2 separate regions of the Homo sapiens genome follow, and region 2 is linked to region 1. A link is a contact called in ENCODE Hi-C or POLR2A ChIA-PET data. All regions are on one chromosome and are shown on one strand. Each heading gives the region's core, a stretch centred on a gene start or an enhancer-like site at or near the end of the contact. The rest is flanking DNA. Distances are from core to core; before and after follow the strand shown. Region 1 has its middle 4.2 kb from the start of LINC02771. Region 2 has its middle 28 kb from the start of SPATA45.

Region 1 (3,889 bases), core at 976-3,475:
TGGAACCTGCCTTGCTATGCCTCAATTTCCTTATTCCTATAAAATGGCGATGTAGTACTATTCAATTCTTAAGAGTTGTTACCTAATCAGTATGCCAGTTATCAATGCTAAAAAAATAAAGCAGCTGAACTGCCCACACAAATCAGGCTCCAACTCTTGCCAGCGACGGTCAAGATTTTGGGGCTCCAAGTATGTGGGCAGGTCCGTGGCTTTCTTCCACATTGTGCAGAAAGGGGAGAATGTGGGTTTCTGGGCGCAGCTTTGCAATTCCAGCAAGCCTGGCATATGTCTTAGATGAATGAATAAAGGATGAATGGGTTCTCTTTTCTCTGTCCCCACTGACATTGCTTAGCTGAGGGCAGGGCCTCAGCTACTAGACTCTCTATTCCATACTCCACACTCTTGCTAAAATGATCTTTCTAAAGTGCAAATTTGAGAATGTTTCTTTCTAGGAGGAATCCCTATATTATGCCCCTGCTTAAACCCTTGGAAGGCTTTCAATGGTCTATGATGCATTCCAAACTCCCTTCTAGGCAAAGCCTCAGGCCATCTCTCAAACCCACTCTTCTTCTTTTTTATTTATTTATTTTTTATTATACTTTAAGTTCTAAGGTACATGTGCACAACGTGCAGGTTTGCTACATAGGTATACATGTACCATATTGGTTTGCTGCACCCATCAACTTGTCATTTACATTCGGTATATCTCCTAATGCTATCCCTCCCCCAGCCCCCAACCCCCTGACAGGCCCTGGTGTGTGATGTTCCCCCGCCCTGTGTCCAAGTGTTCTCATTGTTGAGTTCCCACCTATGAGTGAGAACATGCGGTGTTTGGTTTTCTGTCCTTGTGATAGTTTGCTGAGAATGATGGTTTCCAGCTTCATCCATGTCCCTGCAAAGGACATGAACTCATTCTTTTTCATGGCTGCATAGTATTCCATGGTGTATATGTGCCACATTTTCTTTAACCAGTCTATCATTGATGGACATTTGGGTTGGCTCCAAGTCTTTGCTATTGTGAATAGTGCCACAATAAACATACGTGTGCATGTGTCTTTATAGTAGCATGATTTATAATCCTTTGGGTATATACCCAGTAATGAGATTGCTGGGTCAAATGGTCTTTCAAGTTCTAGATCCTTGAGGAATTGCCACACTGTCTTCCACAATGGTTGAACTGATTTACACCAACAGTGTAAAAGCATTCCTATTTCTCCACATCCTCTCCAGCATCTCATCTGTTGTTTCCTGACTTTTTAATGATCGCCATACTAACTGGCGTGAGATGGTATCTCATTGTGGTTTTGATTTGCATTTCTCTAATGACCAGTGATGATGAGCATTTTTTCCTGCGTGTTGGCCACATAAATGTCTTCTTTTGAGACGTATCTGTTCCATATCCTTTGCCCACTTTTTGATGGGGTTTTTTTTTTCTCATAAATTTGTTTAAGTTCTTTGTAGATTCTGGATATTAGCCCATTGTCAGATGGGTAGATTGCAAAAATTTTCTCCCATTCTGTAGGTTGCCTGTTCACTCAGATGGTAGTTTCTTTTGCTGTGCAGAAGCTCTTTAGTTTAATTAGATCCCATTTGTCTATTTTGGCTTTTGTTGCCATTGCTTTTGGTGTTTTAGTCATGAAATCCTTGCCCATGCCTATATCCTGAATGGTATTGCCTAGGTTTTCTTCTAGGGTTTTTATGGTTTTAGGCCTTACATTTAAGTCTTTAATCCATCTTGAATTAATTTTTGTGTAAGGTGTAAGGAAAGGATCCAGTTTCAGCTTTGTACATATGATTAGCCAGTTTTCCCAGCACCATTTATTAAATAGGGAATCCTTTCCCCATTTCTTTTTTATTTTTCAGGTTTGTTAAAGATCAGACGGTTGTAGATGTGTGGTGTTATTTCTGAGGCTTCTGTTCTGTTCCACTGGTCTCAGGCCCATTCTTCACCACCCTCTTCACACCCTAGCTTCTGGTCCTACCAAATAATTTGCATTCTCTGACGGTGCAATATAATCTCAAGTCTCCATGGTTTTGCCCATGTCATTCCCTGCACCTTGCCTGTCACAGCCCTGCCAGCTGGTCTGGCCCCATTATAAAGACTTATGACGCTCAGTGGAAGCACTGTGTCCTCTGACCTGTAGAGCCGGGAGCTTCTCCTCTGTGCTCCCACTTGCTCTGACATTATTCTGAGGAGGAAAGCTGAAAGGCTTGCCCGGCTTCTGGACTCTGGCCACTAGAGAGCAGTAGAGGGTAGACAAGCATCTGGCCTGGGAAACCCCAGACCTGCTCTTCTTGCTCTGTCCTTCCAGACACCGCCACATCTCACTCCCGGAATCTGCACAGCCCCTTTGTGGGTCTCTTGGCATCTGCCACGCCATCTTCACTTTTATGCGCAGAGCTGGCCAACCAAGGGCACTGTTAAAAAATAAAATTTCAACATAGTGAAACAAGTAATTGGCTTTCCTTTTTTTTTTTTTTTTTTTTGAGACAGGGTCTTGCCCTGTCATCCAGGCTGGAGTTGCAGTGGTGCGATCTCGGCTCACCGCAGCCTTGACCTCCCAGGCTCAAGCGATCCTCCCACCTTAGCCTCCAGAGTAGCTGGGACTACAGATGCGCACCATAAAGCTGAGCTATTTCTTTTGTAAAAGAAGGGGTTACACCATGTTGCCCAGGCTGGTCTTGTGCTCAAGTGATCTGCCAGCCTTGGCTTCTCAAAGTGCTGGAATTACAGGCATGAGCCACCACACCCAACCTTTTTTTTTTTTTTAATTGAGACAAAGTCTCACTCTGTTGTCCAGGCTGCAGTGCAATGGGGCAATCATAGCTCACTACAGTCTTGAACTCCTGGGCTTAAGTGATCCTCTTGCCTCAGCCTCCTGAGTAGCTGGGACTGCGGGCATGCACCACTGTGCCTAGCCCTACTTGGCTTTTATTAGTGATCCAGGAATCAGACAGCATATCTTCCAAAATAGAGGGAGTTCCACTCGGCACGACAGATCCATTGTAAGGTAGCTTGAGCAGGAACAAGGAAACAGAATACCACAAAAAAGCAGATGAGTTAACGTCAGGTTGCTTTCCTTATAAGGGTTAAAGGAAAGAGGACTATCTTATCGTGCCAGCTCAGGTTTACTGGGCCCTTTCCAATTGGTTGCCATAAATCTCCTATTTTTAGGAAAACATGATCTGTTAGGGGATTTTCCTGCTTCATAAAGTTTCAGTTTGATTATGCAGCACTTAGCACGAGTGACTCCATTTTGGCTTGGTCTGTTGGGGCCTAGTGTAGGACCTCAGTCCAAAACAATGGGCTCCTATAAATTTTATTTAACATCACCACGGAGTGGGGCAGTGAGTGAGAGGGGTGAAGTGTGACAACCTATAGATTGTATCTGTGAGTGCTCTTGCTGCAAACGGCAGGAACTCACTCTGGCTAACTCAAGCTAAGAACGAGCTTATGAGAAAGAATATTGGATGGTTTACAGGATTGATTCGTGTCTGGCAAACCAGGTTCGGGAAAATGGGCAGGGAACACCCTGAAGGCCAGGTAGCTAAGAACCTAGTCACAGCCGCTCAGCCTCGGGGTCAGGATGCCTGTGTGAATTCTGCTACCAGTTACCATGGACTGCTGGACTCTCGACCCCACTGCCATGGCTTGACCTCCCAGACTCAAGCAATCCTTCCACCTTAGTGTTCTGAGTAGCTGGGACTACAGGTGTGCACCGTCTCTAATTACCTGTCTCTCCCTCAAGAGTCAAAGCCCCCAGCCTGAGCATCCCACGGGCTGAGCCTGGGTCAAACATGGGCCCTAGAAGACTGTCTGCTTCCTGTCGAGACCACCCCCTGGAGGACTCCTCCACATAGGAAGGACTCAAATGTAAGCAGACAAAAA
Region 2 (3,889 bases), core at 398-2,897, 340 kb after region 1:
ACAGTGTGTTCCTCCTGCTTTCTGAGGACTTACTACTCTCTAACAGAGTAGTTCTAATAAACTTTCTTCCTTCACTGTGCTCTGTGACTCCTCTCCAGTTCTTCCCTGTGCTAGACCCAAGGACTGGCTCTTGGAGTCTCTTTTCCAGCAACACTATAGCAATGTAGAACAAAGTACTATAAACCAGTTCGTTGACACTTTCACATATTCCTTTTGACTATAGCTACCTGTGTATGTGTTTTCCATCTTTAGAAATTGCAAGCCTTTTGAGAACAAACCAATTTTAGTTTGTTTTTGCATCTTCTACATAGTCTGAAACAAGGCCTGCAATATGATATGCTCTCAATTTTTTTTTTTTTTTTTTTGAGACAGAGTCTCACGCTGTCACCCAGGCTGGAGGGCAGTGGTGCAATCTCGGCTCACTGCAACCTCCGCTTCCCGAGTTCAAGCGATTCTCCTGCCTCAGCCTCCCAAGTGGCTGCTATTACAGGTGCCCGCCACCACAACCAGCTAATTTTTTTGTATTTTTAGTAGAGACGGGGTTTCACCATGTTGTCCAGGCTGGTCTCGAACTCCTGACCTCGTGATCCGCCCTCCTCGGCCTCCCAAAGTGCTGGGATTACAGGTGTGAGCCACCATGCTCAGCCTCAAATATTTTTAAATTAGTGAATGGAGGCAGTAAGTCTTAAACTGACTGCAATAGAGAAAAATATTTATCTTTCAATCTGCAATGGCTATTGGATATCACATACCTTTCCACATTTTTTTTTTTAAATGAGTCCCACTCTGTAGCCCAGGCTGGAGTGCAGTGGCACGATCTCGGCTCACTGCAACCTCTACCTCCTGGGTTCAAGTGATTCTCTTGCCCCAGCCTCCTGAGTAGCTGGGATGACAGGCACCCGCCACCACGCCCGGCTTATTTTTTGTATTTTTAGTGGAGATAGGGTTTCGCCATGTTGACCAGGCAGGTCTTGAACTCCTGATCTCAGGTGATCCACCTGCCTCAGCCTCCCAAAGTGCTGGGATTACAAGTGTGAGCCACCGAGCCCAGCCTCCTTTCCACAGTTTTTTGAGAAACATATTTTTCTCCTTTAACTTATAAATCTACTAAATACCATCCAGAGATTTCCTAATGTTGAACCATTCTGAAAAATAGGAATAAACTCTTTTGGCCTGGAACAAGTCTTTCTGCATTCTATAGGAACACCCTCTCCCCTCAACTGAAAGGCAAAAAGAGATCTGCCACCTCCCTCGCCACACTGCCGCAGCATATGGTGACCTTCCTTACTAAAGGAAATGGTTTGTATTCTAGCTCCTTTTTTTTCTTTTCTTTCTTTCTTTCTTTTTTTTCTTTTAATTTTTTTTTTTTAGGTTAGAGCAGAAGTTTAATAAGCAAAAGGAAGAAAGCTGTCTGGATGAGAGAGGGGTCCCAGAAAGATGGGTTGCCCTCTTATTCTAGCTCTTGTCTTTATTTGAGTAAGAATCAGATGAAATTGTCTTATTCTTTAAAGAATTGTTATCGGCTCTTTTCTTTCATTATTTTGTAACTAAGAGTTCATTTAATCACCTTGCTGCTTGCTCTTTATCTCTGGTTCACTATTTTCCTGTCGTAATCCCCTCCGTACTTTGCTGTTGCACATTTCCTTCCCCTCTCCAAGCCCGCCTTCTAAACTAAACATGAAGGGGAATCCCGTTTTTGCATGGTCAAGCTTCACTCATACTTCAGAGTTTAATTTCTTGCCTTTGCCCTTTCTTGCCCTTTTGTGCTTTTGACAGAATACTTCAAAGCAGCATATGTAAATTTTCATTTCATTTATAGGATCTGAGTAACTTAGAAAGGGTTTCCAGAGACTGTTCTATGCTTGTTAGAGCTTAGCTTTTCAAGCATAGGCAAATCTCACTGTCCTTTATAAATTATGACAACGTCAGTACTGATGATTACAGAGTCAGTAAAAAAGATAAAATGGAAAGAGATGAGATAATTCAAAGATTACCAGTGCTACAAGTTTAAACATAGGACTCTAAGCAAAAATATCCTAATAGGACCTCCTGAAACCCTTCCTCTTTGGCTAATTCTGAAACACACATATCTCCAAAAAAGATGACTTCTTTAGTGAGCATTCCTGTAATTCATGAAAATCTGTAGTATTTATGCCTTAGGTATTAAAAATGGTGCAAATAACTTCTCATTTCTCAGTTTAGTAGTTTAAGTTATACATATTGAGGCTAGGCACAGTGGCTCACGCCTGTAATCCCAGCACTTTGGGAGGCTGAGGCAGGTGGATCTCTTGAGGTCAGGAGTTCAAGAGCAGCCTGGCCAACATGGCGAAACCCTGCCTCTACTAAAAACACAAAAATTAGCTGGTCTTTGTGGCATGCACCTGTGGTCCCAGCTACTCAAGAGGCTGAAGGAGGAGAATCACTTCAACCCAGGAGGTGGAGGTTGCAGTGAGCTGAGATTGTGCCACTGCACTCCAGCCTGGGCAACAAGGCGAGATTCAGTCTCAAAAAAAAGTTGTACATGTTGAGAACCTTGCCTAGCATGTAAGAACAGAAAGTGTTAAGAGCCTAATGTGTGTACAAGACTTTTCTGTGGATTACTTCTGAGGCTCAAGTAATTTAACTAAATTGTATAAATTCTCACAGCTAATGTGTGATACATTTAGAACTATAATACCCTGACTTCCATCCCAGCACTGTTTTCCAAATATCAAATGCCTCCCAGTCTGCCATCTACATGAGCTTAAGTGACATCCTTCACAGGCCATCCTTAGAGTATTGCAAATCAGGAACTCTGAATTGGGGGGCTGGCCTCTGAGTGTACAGGCAATAACTGAGGGAAGTATTAGGGAGGGAGAAGGGATCTTGCGGTTCACATGGATGGACGTTAGACAGGTTTGTTGTTTTTGTTTTGTTTTGTTTTGTTTTTGGTCATCCCATATGTGAGTTCCCTTTGTGTGGGGAATGCCTCACCTTATTAAGCAAACCTGCTTCCCACTATAGAAGTTAAAACTGCCAAGTAATCACTTTCCAGCCCCTCTTGCAACCAGGACACTGATTTTAAAAAGCCAGTACTGAGCTTACTCCATGCTTACAAGTGTGGGTAGTGTGGCAGGGATTTTAATGGCAATATTCTGAGGCTAGCTTGCAGAAGGTGGCAGTGTGTTAGCCACACAGTCTATGCCCAGTGTCTGTGGCAGTGGAGTCTCTATGGTTCTTGTACACTGGCTTGAGTTTGTTTTGTCATCCCTCCTGGAAATTTTATGAACTATTCAATATCCTTCAGTAAATTCCTTTTCTGCTTAAATTAGCCAAATTTGGCTGGGCACAGTGGCTTGTGCCTATAATCCCAGCACTTTGGGGGGCCAAGGCGGGAGGATCACTTGAACCTAGGAGTTCAAGACCAGCCTGAGCAACATAGGGAGACTCGGTCTCTACAAAACATTTAAAAACTCACCAGGCCTGGTGGTACATGCCTGTGTTCCCAGCTACTTGAGAGGCTGAGGTAGAAGGATCGCTTGGGCCCAGGAGGTCGAGGCTACAGTGAGCCATGATCGTGTCACTGCACTCCAGCCTGGGTGACAGAGCAAGATTCTGTTAAAAAAATAAATAAATAAATAATAATAATAAATTAGCCAAATTTTGTTTCTGATGCTTGCCTTTTTTTTTTTTCTTGAGACAGAGTCTTTCTCTGTCACCCAGGCTGGAGTGCACTGGTGCGATCTTGGCTCACTGCGACCTCCGCCTCCTGGGTTCGAGCAATTCTCCTGCCTCAGCCTCCTGAGTAGTTGGGATTACAGGTGCCCACCACCATGCCCAGCTAATCGTTGTGTTTTTAGTAGAGACGGGGTTTCTCCGTCTGGTTGGTCAGGCTGGTCTCGAACACCTG

The links. Hi-C counts contacts between places; a loop is a spot of excess contacts on that map. ChIA-PET counts read pairs that join two places held with the same protein, here RNA polymerase II (POLR2A). Pooled maps may share reads with other maps.
Region 2: a pooled map shows a loop between it and region 1 (2.8-fold over the local background). The contact joins two enhancer-like sites. A Hi-C loop is called at or near these places in 2 of 50 pooled maps. POLR2A ChIA-PET finds 5 or more read pairs at or near these places in 5 of 52 experiments (GM10248, OCI-LY7, activated CD8-positive, alpha-beta T cell and 2 more).

Annotation. Positions count from the first base shown.
Region 1 is chr1:212,475,091-212,478,979 of GRCh38, forward strand. No RefSeq gene overlaps it. Among named protein-coding and RNA genes, the nearest start is that of LINC02771, 4.2 kb to the left of the region's middle. Within about 2 kb of position 2,226, at least 3 of the 41 ENCODE cell types and tissues checked have a DNase peak (open chromatin) inside an H3K27ac peak, as active enhancers do.
Region 2 is chr1:212,818,149-212,822,037 of GRCh38, forward strand. No RefSeq gene overlaps it. Among named protein-coding and RNA genes, the nearest start is that of SPATA45, 28 kb to the right of the region's middle. Within about 2 kb of position 1,648, at least 2 of the 41 ENCODE cell types and tissues checked have a DNase peak (open chromatin) inside an H3K27ac peak, as active enhancers do.